Regions from separate parts of the Homo sapiens genome. Here regions 1 and 2 are each linked to region 3. The links are chromatin loops, found by intact Hi-C in ENCODE. Cell type or tissue: ovary. All regions are shown on one strand. Links, peaks and the distances in the headings refer to the core of each region. The heading gives the core; the rest is flanking DNA.

The links. Hi-C counts contacts between places; a loop is a spot of excess contacts. Peaks named below come from ENCODE experiments on the same cell type or tissue, not always from the same donor. Only the 100,000 strongest peaks of a DNase experiment are listed, where the experiment ranks them.
Region 1: a loop joins it to region 3, with 1.9 times the contacts of the local background. A loop is called at or near these places in 14 of 110 quality-filtered maps.
Region 2: it touches region 3 in a loop (2.5-fold over the local background); 69 of 110 quality-filtered maps call a loop at or near these places.

Annotation. Positions count from the first base shown.
Region 1 is chr19:2,720,374-2,725,662 of GRCh38, reverse strand. DIRAS1 (DIRAS family GTPase 1) reads left to right here and starts at 4,291. Exons shown (of 2, transcript NM_145173.4): 1 at 4,291-4,359. RefSeq lists an enhancer at 1,174-2,086. In ovary, for the core only: no CTCF peak of the experiment used is centred there; a DNase peak (open chromatin) is centred at 2,412; H3K4me3 peaks cover 127 bases; H3K27ac peaks cover 950 bases.
Region 2 is chr19:2,869,532-2,874,820 of GRCh38, reverse strand. It overlaps ZNF556 (zinc finger protein 556), which reads right to left. Exons shown (of 4, transcript NM_024967.3): 2 at 1,199-1,325. It also overlaps the pseudogene RPL35AP38. Among named protein-coding and RNA genes, the nearest start is that of ZNF556, 4.8 kb to the right of the region's middle. In ovary, for the core only: a CTCF peak has its summit at 2,400 (motif pointing right); no DNase peak of the experiment used is centred there.
Region 3 is chr19:2,648,692-2,653,980 of GRCh38, reverse strand. All of the region lies in intron 1 of GNG7 (G protein subunit gamma 7), which reads left to right. Among named protein-coding and RNA genes, the nearest start is that of MIR7850, 21 kb to the right of the region's middle. RefSeq lists a silencer at 3,292-3,467. In ovary, for the core only: no CTCF peak of the experiment used is centred there; a DNase peak (open chromatin) is centred at 3,263; H3K27ac peaks cover 889 bases.

The sequences.
Region 1 (5,289 bases), core at 1,369-3,868, 72 kb before region 3:
TGGTCTCTGTATTTTAAAATATTGATGCCACCAGCCTGGGCAGTATAGTAAGACCTTATCTCTACAGAATTTTTTTTTTCTTTTGGGACAGAGTCTTGCTCTGTCGCCCAGGCTGGAGTACAATAGCACGATCTCGGCTCACTGTGACCTGTGCCTCCTGGGTTCAAGCGATTCTCCTGCCTGGGCCTCCTGAGTAGCTGGGTTTACAGGCGCCTGCCACCACTCCTGGCTAATTTTTGTATTTTTAGTAGAGACGGGGTTTCACCATATTGGTTAGGCTGGTCTCAAACTCCTGACCTCATGATCTGCCCACCTCAGCCTCCCAAAGTGCTGGGATTACAGGCGTAAGCCACTGCGCCCAGCCCAGAATTTTTTTTTTTTTTTTTTTTTTTTTTTTTTGAGACGGAGTCTCGCTCTGTCGCCCAGGCCGGACTGCGGACTGCAGTGGCGCAATCTCGGCTCACTGCAAGCTCCGCTTCCCGGGTTCACGCCATTCTCCTGCCTCAGCCTCCCGAGTAGCTGGGACTACAGGCGCCCGCCACCGCGCCCGGCTAATTTTTTGTATTTTTAGTAGAGACGGGGTTTCACCTTGTTAGCCAGGATGGTCTCGAGAATTTTTTTTTTTTTTAAGTCAGAGTCTTGCTCTGTTGCCCAGGCTGGAGTACAGTGGTGTGATCTCAGCTCACTGCAACCTCCGCCTCCCAAGTTCAAGTGATTATCCTGCCTCAGCCTCCCAAGTAGCTGGGATTACAGGTGCATGTCACCACATTGGGCTCATTTTTTATAATTTTAGTAGAGACGGGGTTTTACCATGTTGGCCAGGCTGGTCTTGAACTCCTGACCTCGTGTGATCCACCCACCTCAGCCTCCCAAAGTGCAGGGATTACAGGCATGAGCCATCGTGCCCGGCCGAGAAAAATTTTTTAAAATTAGCCGGGCCTGGTGGTGTGTGCCTGTAGTCCCAGCTACTCAGGCGGCTGAGGAGGAAGGATTGCTCGAGCCCAGAAAGTCAAGGCTGCAGTGATCTGCGACCTCACCACGCACTCCAGCTTAGGTGGCGGAGTGAGACCCTGTCTCGATAGATAGATAGATAAGTAGATGATTAATAGATAATAGATGAACAGGTGACAGATGATTGATAGATAATAGGTAAATGATTAATAAATGATGATTGATAGATTAATTGATAGATGACAGATAGATGATTGATAGATGATAGATAGATAGGTGGTAGATTGATTGACTGATTGATTGACAGATGCTAAACTTGAAAAGCAACTGTGTGGCTGAGCCCCTGGGGTGACTCTGCCCCCTGAGGCCAGGATGTGCAACCTCGGCTTTGCCCACATGGTCCAGAGACCACTGAAGAGAGCTGAGGCCGGACCCCACTGCCCTCCTCTCCAAAGGCTAGCCGGGGCTCAGTGAGGCCCACGTGGCCCTGGTCAGGGCAGCAGGGTGAGGAGAGCGGTCGTGGAGCTGCAGGGCCGGGGGAGGAGCTGGACATTGCAGATGAACGCCGTCCCTTGCTGTTCTGCTGAAAGGAGATCTGTAAGGCAGGACCGGCCGAGTGTCCCCAGGACAAGACTGCAGATAGCCAGGGACAGGGCAAGAGGATCACAAGGGGGTGGCCGTCTATCCCCAGCAGGCTGGGCTATGGCTTCAGAGCCTGATGGATCCGGACCGACCTCTTTCCCACTAGGCCACCGTGGGCGAGCCGCTTCCCTTCTCTGAGCAGCAGTTTCCAGATGGGAGCAGGGACAGTGGCCTTGTACAGACTGCTGAGGGCCCAGCACCCACTACACTGGCACTTTGTGTTTGCAGGACCCATGCAGACTGCCCCGGTGGGTTTCACCCTGGGGACTCAACGTGGACGCCTGTGGATCCTGCCCAGCTCGCGAGCTGGAGAGGTTGACAGGTCCTCTTCTCTTTGGCAAAGATGCAGCCGGCCTCAGTCCTCCTCGCCCACCTCTGTGCCTCTCAGGATGCCGAGGGACTCTCCAAAGAGGGACTCGGGTATGAGAGGCAGCAGGGAACCCAGGAAACTCCAGTGCCAGCCCCGGCTTGCTCAGTGCCCCAGTGTGCAAGTGCCCTGGCCCCTGAGATTTGGATCACGGACCTTTCCATGGAGAGGCAGAGCTGGGGCGCCCACCCACCCCCACTCACAAAGGCCAGGCGGAACCCTCTGCTCCCCGGCCCACCATGGGGGAGAAGCTCCTGCTGTCCTAGTTTGGGTGCTCGGAAGAGCTCACTGCCATCTGTGGCCTGGGCACCGCGGGCCATGTGTGGAGACCCCGTTCCTCAGGGACAGCGAGGAGGGGAACAGGGCCTGGCCTCGCCGGCTCACGCGGCCCACAGCCTGGCCTGGGAGCTATAAATAGCAGCCGCAGCGTGGAGTTACCGCCCTGCCCACTCTCCTACGCATGAGTCAGCCTGCCCCGGCCTGAGCTGGTGCCCGGAGGAGACAGGGAGCCGGCCCGACGCCCTGCCCCACGCTGGTGGGTCACTCAGGAGACGAAGGCAGGCAGGCGGACTGGGAAGGGGCAGGGCTGCCGTCTGAGTGCTTGGGTGCCCAGCAGCCCCGTGTAGGTGGGCGCCCTGCCCATGTGTTCCCAGCAACCCTACAGGCGGGCAACAGTGACGTCACTCACAGATGGGGGAACCGATGCTTGAGAAGGCACTTCCCTGCAGGCAGCCATGTAGAGCAGAAGCTGGGATTTGTCTGCCCTCAGGGCTGTCTCCATCTCCTGCTGAGGGCACCCCCAGATGAGGGTCAGGGGCCGGGCCATGCTCTGAGGTGCTCCCGCAGGGCTGGGGTCAGGGTGGGAGGGAGGTGCACGCCAGGAGCACTCAGGCCGGGCCATGGATGCCAGGCTGAGAAGCTGGACCTTGGCCTGGGAGAAGGGAGCCATGGGTGGCGTTAGAGCAGGGGAGGCCCATGTTGCAGTTGGAGCATTGAGTGGCAGAGTGGAAGGAGGGCTGGAGGAAGGGGTCTGGAGGCCAGGAGGGGGAGTGGGGTCAAATCAGGGAGAAATAGAGCTCCTTGAGCCCCAAAGCCGCTTGAACCTCAGTGCCCCAGCCTCAGTGGCAACAGGAGAGGGGACTGAGTGGTCTTGGAGGCAGTGCCAAGTCTCCGCAGAGGCAGATGGGCCCACCTCATCCAGGGCCATGGAAATGGTGGGTCATGGAGAACCCCAGGAGCTGAGGGCCCAAGGGGTTCACCTGCTCACAGGCCTGGTGATGGGGAGCTCACCACCTTCCAGACCAGCCTCTCACCCACTGATGGCTCTGACTCTGGAGAGACCCCTGTGGGTCCCAGAGTTGGCCTCTCCACCAAGGGGCGCCTTCCTCTGACAGCCTTGCGGCCTGGGACTGTCCCGCACCCACCCCTGAGAGCACCTTCTGGCCTGGTCACTAGACCCCAAAGTCCAGTCTCCTCTGGGATCTGCCCGATGAGGCCAAAAGGAACCTCGGCCTCCCGGTCTCCAAAATGGAGGCGGAACCATGGTCTCTTGTGGACACACAGACGCATCAGAAAAGCCAGTGCTCCCCTAAGACACCTCCTGTTGGGGGAACACAAACATTTTCCTAACCGAAAACGGCAAACCCATCCGCTGCAGAGCAGCGCCAGCCCCCTTTGCTCACCCCCCACCTCCCTAGGCCTGACTGCCATGGGCTGCCTCCGCCTCCACAAAACCAGCCCTACAGAGCGCTGAGTCCGCTTCTGCCCCCATCCCGCCCCTGCCCAGGCCCCTGGGATGGGTGGGCCTCCAGGTGCACCCCATTGACCTGAACCCTCCCGCCTCTGCCCGCTTCTAAACCTGTTCATTGATTGTTGATTATCGACTTACTCATTTCACAACGCACCCCTCTGATTCCCCGCCCTGCGTGTGACCGGGCCCCAGCCGGCCTCAGGGGTCCCGTTCTGCACCCCCTTTATCCGCATTTCTGCCAAAGCCCTCCACCCCCGGCTGGACTCTGCTCCTCCCAAGCCGGGCTCCTGGCCCCCACTCGGGGTTCCCCGGGAAGCGGCCCCAGCTCCCACCCCGAGGGAGGGCGCGCGCAGGTGGCTACGTGGCAGGGCGGGGGTCCCGGATCCTGGCGACCTCTCCCACCCCGGGCGCGGGCAGGGGTCCCGCGTGGGGCGGCGGTGACCTTGGCCGGGCGGCGCGCCGGCCCCGTGGGCGCGGGTCCCCGGGGCGGGGCGGGGCGGGGCGGGGCGGGGCGGAGCGCGGGGCCCGGCGGGCGGGGACGGCGCGGGCGCGACTGCGGCGGCTCGGGCGGGCGGGGGGCGGCGGCGCCAGCGGACACCGGAGCGGGCAGGAGCAGCGGCCGCGGCGCCGCAGGGACCAGCGGGCCCAGGTAGGCGGCCCGGGGCGGGGAGGGGGTCCCTGCGCAGCCCCCAGCCGGCCGTCCTCCCCGCCGCGCGTCCCTCCTTTGTCCCGGCCCCAGCCTCCCGGGCCTTGGGGCCGGGCCCTTCCCCGCGTGGCTCCGGGGCCCCTCGCCGGGCGTCCCCCGTCCCTTCCCGCCGGGCCCGGCCGGCCCCTCCGCGCTCACCTTGGACAGCTCCCGGCCGCCTCCCCTCCCCCACCCGGAGGGCGCCCCCCTGCCGAGCCCGCCCCACCGAGGCCCACCCCGCCGCCCCTCTCCGCATTGGTCCCCTCGGGCAGGGCCTCCTCCCTCCTGCAGCCGCCTTCTTCGCCCTCCGCCCCGCTGCCCAGCCAAGCCCCTCCCTCCGCGCCCCCTCCCCGGGGTGGGCTCCTCCTCTCCACCACTGAGGTCCTCCTGAGTCAAGGGTCGCCCCTGGGCTGGCCCCGCACTGTGCCTCTGCGCCCTCGGGCCCCCTAGAGCAGGCCCTTTCTCCATCAAACCCCTCACCGGCCAGGCGGCCCTGGGTCAGACCCCCGCCCCACCCTTGGTCAGGCGTGACCCCCGCTAGACCCCTGGGTCGCGGCTCTCTCTGCTTTCCTGACCCTGAGCTTTGCTTTGACACCCCCGCCCCCACCAACCACGCCGTGCCCGGCCGGGAGCCGGGCTTCAGGGACCCAGGGCTGGGGTAGATTGGCCCTGCCTGGACGTCTGGGGGTGGGCTGCCCCGCACAGGCGGGAAACCCCAGGAGTCTAGCCAAGCAGGGTGGGCTTCCAGCCCCGCTGTGCGCCTCCACCCCCCTGCTCTGTGACCTTGAGCCAGCCCCTCCTGCTCCTGCCTCGGTGCCCACGACCCCCTCCCTCCACCCGCACCCCCCAGGCGGTGGAGGTGGGAAGTGGCGTGGGCTTCGGGGCTGTTGAGTG
Region 2 (5,289 bases), core at 1,047-3,546, 220 kb before region 3:
CCTGCGCTGGTAACACAAAAGGACCCTAAGTCTTTTCTTTTTCTTTCTTTCTTTCTTTCTTTTTTTTTTTTTTTTTTGAGACAGAGTCTTACTCTGTCACCCAGGCTGGAGTGCAGTGATACAATCTCGACTCACTGCAGCCACTGCCTCCCGAGTTCAAGGGATTCTGCTGCCTCAGCCTCCCAAGTAGCTGGGACTAAAGGTGCCCTCCGCCACACCTGGCTAATTTTTTGTATTTTTAGTAGAGACAGGGTTTCACTATGTTAGCCAGGATGGTATCAAACTCCTGACCTCGTGATCCGCCCGCCTCGGCCTCCCAAAGTGCTGGTATTACAGGCATGAGCCACCGCGCCTGGCTGATCCTAAGTCTTTTCAACAAGGCAGAAAGAAAAGTACAGATTGATAGGTAGATTTTTATTATCACAGAGAAGCTACTGAATTTTAGGTCCAGGACATCAATGATTATAACTGTCTTATTAACCAATGTATTCCCCTTCTGCATTCTAAATCTTAGAATAGGCTTAATGAGCAAGAAATATTTATTTATTTATTTATTTATTTTTTGAGACGGAGTCTCACTCTATGGCCCAGGCTAGAGTGCAGTGGCATGATCTTGGCTCACTGCAACCTCTGCCTCCCGGGTTCAAGCAATTCTCCTGCCTCAGCCTCCCGAGTAGCTGGGATTACAGGCACGCACCACCATGCCCAGCTAATTTTTTGTATTTTAGTAGAGATGGCATTTCACCGTGTTGCCCAGGCTGGTCTCGAACTCCTGAGCTCAGGCAATCCACCCGCCTTGGCCTCCCAAAGTGCTGAGATGACAGGCGTGAGCCACCGTGCCTGGCTCTTTTTTCTTTTTTATTTGAGACAGGGTCTCAAGTTGTCACCCTGGCTGGAGTACAGTGGTGTGATCATGGGTCACTGTAGCCTTGAACTCCTGGTCTCAAGCGATTCTCCTGCCTCAGCCTCTCAAGTAGCTAGGACTACAGGAGCATGCTACCACACCGGGCTAATTTTTGATTTTTTTTTTGTAGAGACAAGGTCTCACTATGTTGCCCAGGCTGGTTGTCAACTCCTAGCCTCAAGTGATCCTCCTGCCTTAGCCTCCTAAAGCACTGGGAATACAGGCATGAACCACTGCAACCAGACAAAACATTTATTATCTAATAACTAAGTGCAGAAATAATGCTATCCTCACCTACTGAGGCCAGGTGCTTGAAGGTCTCCAGCATGACATCTCTGTAGAGTTTTCTCTGAGCAGGATTCAGCAAGGCCCACTCCTCCAGCGTGAAATCCACAACCACGTCTTCAAAGACCACTGTGTCCTAAAACAAACCACATATGTGTACATGAGGATGGGGTAAAACTCACAGCACTGCGGAACTGAACTCAGTTCATAGGACACTCACACAAGATCCTGCAGTCTGCCAATATCTATTTAAGACTCAGTCCTCAGACCTCTTCCCCTCTGTCTGTAATCACTTCCTGTGTCGTAGGTTTTTTTGTCTTTGACAAATAAAAGTTGTATACATTTAAGGTGTAGGTGATGATTTGATACACATATACACTGGGAAATGACTGCCATGAAGTTAATTAACACATCTGTTACCAGTTACCTTTTTAAAAAATCTGATGGTAAGAACAAGTAAGATTTACACTCTTAGTACATTTCATTTTTTTTTTTTTTGAGACGGAGTCTTGCTCTGTCGCCCCAGGCTGGAGTGCAGTAGGGCGATCTCGGCTCACTGCAAGCTGCGCCTCCTGGGTTCAAGCGATTGTCCTGCCTCAGTCTCCCAAGTAGCTGGGATTACAGATGCACACCAACATGCCTGGATAATTTTTATATTTTTAGTAGAGATGGGGTTTCACCATGTTGGCCAGGCTGCACTTGAACTCCTGACCTCAAGTAATCCAGCTGTCTTGGCCTCCCAAAATGCTGGGATTACAGGCGTGAGCCACCACACCCGGCCTTTTAGTATATTTCTTTTTTTTTTTTTTTTTTGAGATGGAGTCTCGCTCTGTCACCCAGACTGGAGTGCAGTGGCGCGATCCCGGCTCATTGCAACCTCCACCTCCCGGGTTCAAGCAATTCTCCTGCCTCAGCCTCCTGAGTAGCTGGGATTACAGGTGCCCGCCACCACACCTGTGGGCAGCAAGCCACCCAGGTGCCGAGGCAAGAGACCGAGGACATGAGCTGTTCCAGTATAATAAAATATCAAGTAAGAATAGTTATACCAGATATAGATCTTAGATATGATTATATATGAATATAATTAATCATCAGTTAGTAGTACTTACTCTTTATTCCAATATTATAATAATCCTCGCTCTATAATCATAACCTAGGAAAAACCAGGCCATACAGAGATAGGAGCTGAGGGGACATAGTGAGGAGTGACCAGAAGACAAGAGTGCGAGCCTTCTGTTATGCCCAGACAGGGCCACCAGAGGGCTCCTTGGTCTAGCGGTAACGCCAGCGTCTGGGAAGACGCCTGTTGCCAAGTGAACCGTGGTCTAGCGGTAGCGTAAGTGTCAAGGAAAAACACCCGCTACTTAGCAGACCAGGAAAGGGGAGTCTCCCTTCCCCCGGGGGAGTTTAGAGAAGACTCTACTCCTCCACCTCTTGTGGAGGGCCTGACATCAGTCAGGCCCGCCCGCAGTTATCCCGAGGCCTAACCGCCTCCCTGTGATACTGTGCTTCAGTGGTCACGCTCCTAGTCCGCTTTCATGTTCCATCCTGTACACCTGGCTCTGCCTTCTAGATAGCAGTAGCAAATTAGTGAAAGTACTAAAAGTCTCTGATAAGCAGAAATAATGGCATAAGCTGTCTCACTCTCTGTCTCCTCTCTCTCTCTGCCTCGGCTGCCACGCAGGGAAGGGCCCCCTGTCCAGTGGACATGTGACCCATGCATCCTTACCTATCATTGGAGATGGCTCACACTCCTTATCCTGCCCGTTTGTCTTGTATCCAATAAATATCAGTGCAGCCTGGCATTCGGGGCCACTACCGGTCTCTGCGACTTGGTGGTTGTGGTCCCCCGGGCCCAGCTGTCTTTTATCTCTTTGTCTTGTGTCTTTATTTCTACGCTCTCTTGTCTCTGCACATGGGGAGAAACCCACCGACCCTGTGGGGCTGGTCCCTATACATGCCCAACTAATTTTTGTATTTTTAGTAGAGATGGGGTTTCACCATGTTGGTCAGGCTGGTCTCGAACCCCTGGCCTCGTGATCCACCCACCTCAGCCTCCCAAAGTGCTGGGATTACAGGCGTGAACCACCGCACCAGGCCCAGTGTATTTCAAGTATACATTACAGTATCCTTAAATACAGTCACCATTTGGACACTGGATGTAGAGAATTTATTCACCTTACAATGGAAAGTTGGTTCACTTTGACCAACATCTCTCCCCACTTCCCCTGTCCCTCAGCCGCAGGCAATCACTCTTCTACTCTCTTCCTCTAGGAATCTGGTTCTTTTTGATTCTTCATGTAAGTAAGATCATCCGGTATTCATCTTTCTATGCCTGGTTTGTCTCACATAGCATAATGTGCCCCAGGTTCATCAGTGCTGTCACCAATGGCAGGATTTCCTTCTTTATTATGACTGAATAACATTTAACTGTATATATGTGTATGTCATATACTTTTTTTTTTCTTGAGACGGCATCTCACTCTGTCGCCCAGGCTGGAGTGCAGTGGCGTGATCTCAGCTCACTGCAACCTCTGTGTTTTCATATATTCTTTATCCTGTGTCATAGTCTTTAGAATTTTTTTTTTTTTTTGAGATAGAGTCTCGCTCTGTCACCTAGGCTGGAGTGCAATGGTGCGATCTCGGCTCACTGCAACCTCCACCTCCAAGGTTCAAGTGATCCTCCCGCCTCAGCCTCCCGAGTAGCTGGGATTACAGGCACACATCACCATGCCTGGCTAATTTTTTGTATTTTTAGTAGAGACAGGGTTTCACCGTGTTAGCCAGGATAGTCTCGATCTCCTGACCTTGTGATCCACCTGCCTCGGCCTCCCAAAGTGCTGGGATTACAGGTGTGAGCCATCGCGCCCGGCCTTTTTTTTTTTGAGATGGAGTCTCACTCTGTCGCCCAGGCTGGAGTGCAATGGCATGATCTCGGCTCACTGCAAACTCCACCTTCAGAGTTCAAGCGATTCTCCTGCCTCAGCCTCCCGAGTAGCTGGGATTACAGGCGTGTGCCACCACGTCCAACTGATTTTTGTATTTTTAGTAGAGATGAGGTTTCACCATGTTAGCCAGGCTGGTCTCAAACTCCTGACCTCAAGTGATCTGCCTGCCTCGGCCTCCCAAAGTGCTGGGATTACAGGCGTGAGCCATCGTGCCTGGCCAGAAAATTTTTTAGAGACAAGGTCTCACTCTGCTGTGCAGGCTGGAGTGCAATGGCGCAATGAGAACTCGCCGCAGCCTTGAACTCCTGGGCTCAAGCCATCCTCCTGCTTCCCAACTAACTGGGATTACAGGTGTGTGCCGCCATGCCTGGCTAATTTTTATTATTATTATTATTTTTTAGTAGACTCAGGGTTTTACCATGTTGGTCAGGCTGGTCTCGAACTCCTGACCTCAACTGATCCACCTGCCTCGGCCTCCCAAAGTGCTGGGATTACAGGCATGGGGGCCCAACCCAAAATAGTAAAATGTCATCTGTTCCCTGAAATTAGCGACAAGAGAAGCTTTCAGATGTGATCCAATTTAAATTAATCATGGCGAATGTAGTATACAATGAAAAAATATAGAAAGGAGAAAATTGTTCTGGGTGGGAGAAACAGCCAGAGGTTAGGCCCTATGGAAGGAGCGGGTCTTGGCTCTTTCAGGCACAGCCAGAGCCTGTGTGACTGGACAGAGGGGAATGGGGAGTGACAGCCAAGGGGGGTCGAGTGACAGGAAGTGAGGCACATCACTTTGTGGGGAACTCATCAGCCACAGTAAGGACTTTGGCTCTGAGTGACTCCTCCAGGCCTTTGCACAGAGCAGTGATCTCATCTGACAGCTGAGACTAGATCATAGGGGACACATACAGACACCGGGACACCAGTTAGGAGGCGAAAGCCGCACTAGATGAGAAGTAGGCGTGTCAGCTTGGGTGTCACAGTGCAGTCCTGTGCAAGAGCAGCATAAGAGGAGATCTAGGCCGGGCGCGGTGGCTCACGCCTGTTAATCCCAGCACTTTGGGAGGCCGAGGTGGGCGGATCATGAGGTCAGGAGATTGAGACCATCCTGGCTGACAAGGTGAAACCCCGTCTCCACTAAAGTACAAAAAAATT
Region 3 (5,289 bases), core at 1,872-4,371:
GGCCCAGGGTGCTGGGCACATCTTCTGGAACCCGGGCTCGCCGAGGCAGGCGAGAGCTGTCCCCTCGCCTCTGTTGGGGATGCCTGCCAAGGTTAGCCATGGGCGAGGCCAGGGACAGCGCCTGGGTGGTGCCAAGGGGACTGTGAGTCACCTGTGGATAGGAGGGCTGAGTGAGGAGGGGACACGGGCCCTGGGCCTCAAGGGCACCATCTGAAGATCCCATAAGGATGAGGACAGGGGAGGCCAGAGGGCAGAAATTCAAGGCAACGGAACAGCTCTAGATGGGGGATGCCCCTGGCATGGGGTGGGTGGAGGCCAGGGACGCTGCTCAGCTCCCCGCAGTGCCCAGGACAGCCCCACCCCAGAGAATGATCCGGCCCCAATGCCCACAGTGCCGAGGGGGAGACCCTACATTCATCTGGAAAAAAATAGACTTCGATCCCTTCTCACTCCAGACACCAGGATAAACTCCTGATGGGGAAGACGGTATAAACCAGGGGGGCCCCCCAGCTCCTGGGATTCTCCTCCTCCCTCCGCCCCACTCAGGATGTGGATTTCAATGTGTGCAGCCTCCTGGGACCTCAGCAGGGCCGAGGATCATGGGACTCAGATCGATCCCTCATCTGCCCTGCTGCGGAATTTCCCAGCTCTGTGTTTGTCTGTTGCAAATCCCCAGGTTTGGGAGCTGAGGGTCTGGCTGTTTGTGTCCTTGGGCGCTGCTTGGAGATACTGGGCTATAAAATCTATCAGCCTTTTCAGAATTACAAGCAAAAATAACAACCAGCACCTTAATAACCCTAGAAGATGCATGCCTTCGACACTGTGGGTGAGGCCTGGTTTTTGTTTTCAGTTTCTATTATTTATTTTATTTTATTTTGATTTATTTATTTGAGTCAGAGTCTTGCTCTGTTGCCCGGGCTGGAGTGCAGTGGTGTGATCTCGGTTCACTGCAGCCTCTGCCTTCTGGGCTCACGTGATCCCTGGAGCCACCATGCCCAGCAAATTTTTAAATTTTTTGTAGAGATAGGGTCTTGCTATGTTGCCCAGGCTGGTTGCAAACTTCTGGCCTAGGGTCTTGCTATGTTGCCCAGGCTGGTTGCAAACTTCTGGCCTTCAGCAATCCTCCCACCTCAACCTCCCAAAGCACTAGGATTACAGGCATGAGCCCTTGTGCCCAGCCCATAGTACAATATCTTTAGCTGGTTCACAGGCTACAGTGACATCTCTCAGTGTTTCCAACACAGCTGAAACTATGTATCCTCTGACCCCCATCTCCCCCTTCCTTTCCCTCCTCTACCACTAACCGCTCTTCTGCTTTCTGTTTCTATGTATTTGGGAGGTTTTGATTGTGTGTTTGTTTTGAGATGGAGTCTCGCTCTGTTCCCCAGGCTGGAGTGCAGGTGGCACGATCCCAGCTCACTGCAACCTCTGCCTCTCGGGTTCAAGCGATTCTCCTGCCTCAGCCTCCTGAGTAGCTGGGATTACAGGCATGCACCACCACGCCCGGCTAATTTTATATTTTTAGTAGAGACGGGCTTTCACCATGTTAGCCAGGCTGGTCTTGAACTCCCAACCTCAGGTGATTTACCCGCCTCGGCCTCCCAAAGCGCTGGGATTACAGGCATGAGCCACCGTGCCTGGCTGTATTTGGGGTTCTTTGCTTGTTTTGTTTTTGGACTCCACAATACGTGGGATTACGCAGTGTTTTTCTCTCTCAGCGTCTGGCCTATTTCACTTGGCATCGTATTCTCCAGGTTCTACAAGGGGGAATTTTATGGCATGCGAATATTTTAATTTTTTTTTTTTGAGACGGAGTCTCGCTTAGCCGTCCAGGCTAGAGTGCAGTAGTGCGATCTTGGCTCACTGCAACCACTGTCTCCCGGGTTCAAGCGATTCTCCCATCTCAGCCTCCCGAGTAGCTGGCATTACAGGCGCCTGCCACCAGACCTGGCTAATTTTTGTATTTTTAGTACAGACGGGGTTTCACTGTGTTGCCCAGGCTGGTCTTGAACTCCTGACCTCAGGTGATCTGCCTGCCTTGGCCTCCCAAAGTGCTGGGATAACAGGCATGAGCCACTGCACCCGGCCTATTTTAATTTTTTAAAGAAAGAAATTGGTCAGGCACGGTGGCTCATGCGTGTCATCCCAGCACTTTGGGAGGCCGAAGCAGGTGGATTGCCTGAGCCCAGGAATTCAAGACCAGCCTGGCCAATATGGCATAACACCATCTCTACAAAAACTACAAAAATTAGCTGGGCGTGGTGATGGGCACCTGTAATCCCAGCTACTTGGGAGGTTGAGGCAGGAGAATCTCTTAAACCTGAGAGGTGGAGGTTGCAATGAGCTGAGATGGCACCACTGCACTCCAGCCTGGGTGACAGAGTGAGACTGTCTTAAAAAAAAAAGAGAGAGAGAGAGAGAGAGAAAGGGAGAGAGAAAAGAAAGAGAAAGAAGAAAGAAGGAAAGAGAGAGACAAAGGAAGACAGAAAGAGAGTAAGAGAGAGAAAGAAAAAGAGAAAGAGAGGGAGGAAAGGAAGGCAGGAGGGAGGGAGGAAGAAAGGAAGGAGGGAAGGAGGGAGGGAGGGATGGAGGGAAGGGAGGGAGGGAGGGATGGAGGGAAGGGAGGGAGGGAGGGATGGAGGGAAGGTAGGGAGGGAGGGAGGGAGGGATGGAGGGAAGGTAGGGAGGGAGGGATGGAGGGAGGGAGGGAAGGAAGGAAGGAAGGAAGGAAGGAAAGGAAGGAAGGAAGGAAGGAAGTCGGACAGAGATCTGGAGAAGTGCCTCCAGGACACAGTGGGGAGGGCCGGGAGGCGGTGGCAGCCCTTCGTACACGAGGTCCCCTGACCACCACCACTGTCCATGGCCTCTGTGTCCCAAGGGGGACTGATCTCTCCCTGCTGACATTCGGCACCTGCTACCTGGAGTGTTTCTTGCCTGTGTCTGAGACTTGCCTGCCTGCTGGGTGGAAGGGCCAGCTGCCCATAGGTGCCCAGGGCCCTGAGCTGGGTTTAAAGCCGGGCTATTGGCGCCTTGAAATCCATACTAATTTATGAACAGGAGGTCCCAGCGGTTCGTGTTGCCCCAGCTCGGCAGTTTCTGAGGGGACCTAACCCCCGCGGAGAGGTCTCTCCTCCTTGTCTCCACTGCTGGCCGCCCGGGTCGATTGTGATTTGTCCACACAGGGAACATGAAAACACAGCGTTTCTGTCAGGCTGAGTGAGCCGCTGAAGGTCGCTGGGGGACAGCCTGGCGCCAGCTGGTGCGGCTCAAGGCCCGAGGACAGAGCGGCTGGGATGCGGCTTCACCCACGCTGTGCTCGCCTCTGACCCAAGCTGCTCTGAGGCCGAGTGCAGACCAAGGGGCATCCGCAGGGATCGCCTCACTGCCAAGTCCAAGGTCTTGAGGACAGCCAGGGGCTGGGGTTAAAGGGCTGGGGACAGGGAGGTTTGCAGTGAAGGCAGAGAGTGAGAACTCATCTTAAAAATGATTCCTAGGGCTGGGAATCATTGTTGCCTGTAATCCCAACAACTTCGGGAGGCCAAGGCTGGCGGATCACCTGAGGTCAGGAGTTCAAGACCAGCCTGGCCAACATGAGGAAACCCCGTCTCTACTAAAAATACAAAAAAAGCTAGCCAGGCATGGTGGTGGGTACCTGAAATCCCAGTTACTCTGGAGGCTGAGGCAGGAGAATCGCTTGAACTCGGGAGGTGGAGGTTGCCGTGAGCCGAGATCGTGCCCCACTGCACTCCAGCCTGGGGGATAGAACGAGACTCTGTCTCAAAAAAAAAAAAAAAAAAGATTCCTATGACACGAATATTCACAGCAGCAGATTCACAATTGCCAACAAGAAGGAACGAGCCGATTGTCCATCCGCCGGTGAATGGATTTAAAAAACACGTCCTTCCATACTCAGGAGGAGTAAGACTCAGCCATGGAAAGGAGCGAGTCTTTGACACAGGTCACAGCATGGATGCACCTTGAGGACGTCACACTCAGTGAGAGACACCAGACACAAAAGGCCACACAGTGTGTGACCCCATTTCTATGAAATGTCCAGGACAGACCCATCCGCAGAGTCAGGGAGGGTGTGCGTGGGGGCCGGGGCTGGGGATCGGGGGCTGATGGCGAGGGGGCTTCTTTGTAGGGTGATGAGAATGTTCTGGAACTACATAAAGGTGATGGTTGGCCAGTTTTGCAAATATACTGAAAACAATGAATTATACACTTCAAGTGGGCGAGTTGTATGGTACAGGCGTTAGTTCACAATAAGGCTGTTTAAAAATAATGATTCCTGGCTGGGCGCGGTGGCTCACGCCTGTAATCCCAGCACTTTGGGAGGCTGAGGCGGGTGGATCATGAGGTCAGGGGCTCAAGACCAGCCTGACCAACATGGTGAAACCCCGTCTCTACTAAAAATACAAAAATTAGCCGGGGGTGGTGGTAGGTGCCTGTAATCCCAGCTACTCAGGAGGCTGAGGCAGGAGAATTGCTTGAACCTGGGAGGTGGAGCTTGCAGTGAGCTGAGATCGCACTCCAGCCTGGGTGACAGAGCAAGACTCCGTCTCAAAAAGTAATAATAATAATAATAATTCCTAGGGGTGAGCGTCTACACTGAATGTATCCGCCTCTCTCAGTTTGCTGGTTTTGATAAGATGTGCCCTAGTTGTGTACGGTGTCGCTGGCAGGGTAGTGAGTTGAAGGGCGCACCAGACCACTTCAAATTCATTCAGTAATTTAAGGTTGTCCAGGTGAAATGGCTACACCTGTAATCCCAGCCCTTTCAGAGGACAAGGTGGTGAGAGGATCACTTGAGCCCAGGAGTTCAAGACCAGGCTGGATAACATAGCAAAGACCCTGTCTCTATTTTTAAAAAATTAAAAATTAGCCCACAAATTAAGCACATTCCTTCCCCCTTCCCAGAACATAAAAACTACAACAGTGATGCCCACCTGTAGGCCCAGCTCCTCAGGAGGCTGAGGAAGGAGGATCGCTTGAGCCCAGGAGGTGGAGGCTGCAGTGAGCTGTGATTACACCATTGCACTCCAGCCTGGGCAATAGAGTGAGGCCCTGTCTCAAAAAAAACAAAAAACAAAAAACAAAAAAAAAAACACATGATTCAGAGTTGAAGGATTATGTTCATAGCTGCCCTGCAAGGTGGAGGGCAGGAGTCTGGGCCTCCTGCAGCCCCGTGGGCATGCCGCTCCAGCCCTTTCATCACTCATCCCTGCTGCCCTGAGCTGCTGCTGTCCTGAGTGGCAGGCCCTGGTGTAGCAGATCCTGCAAGATTCC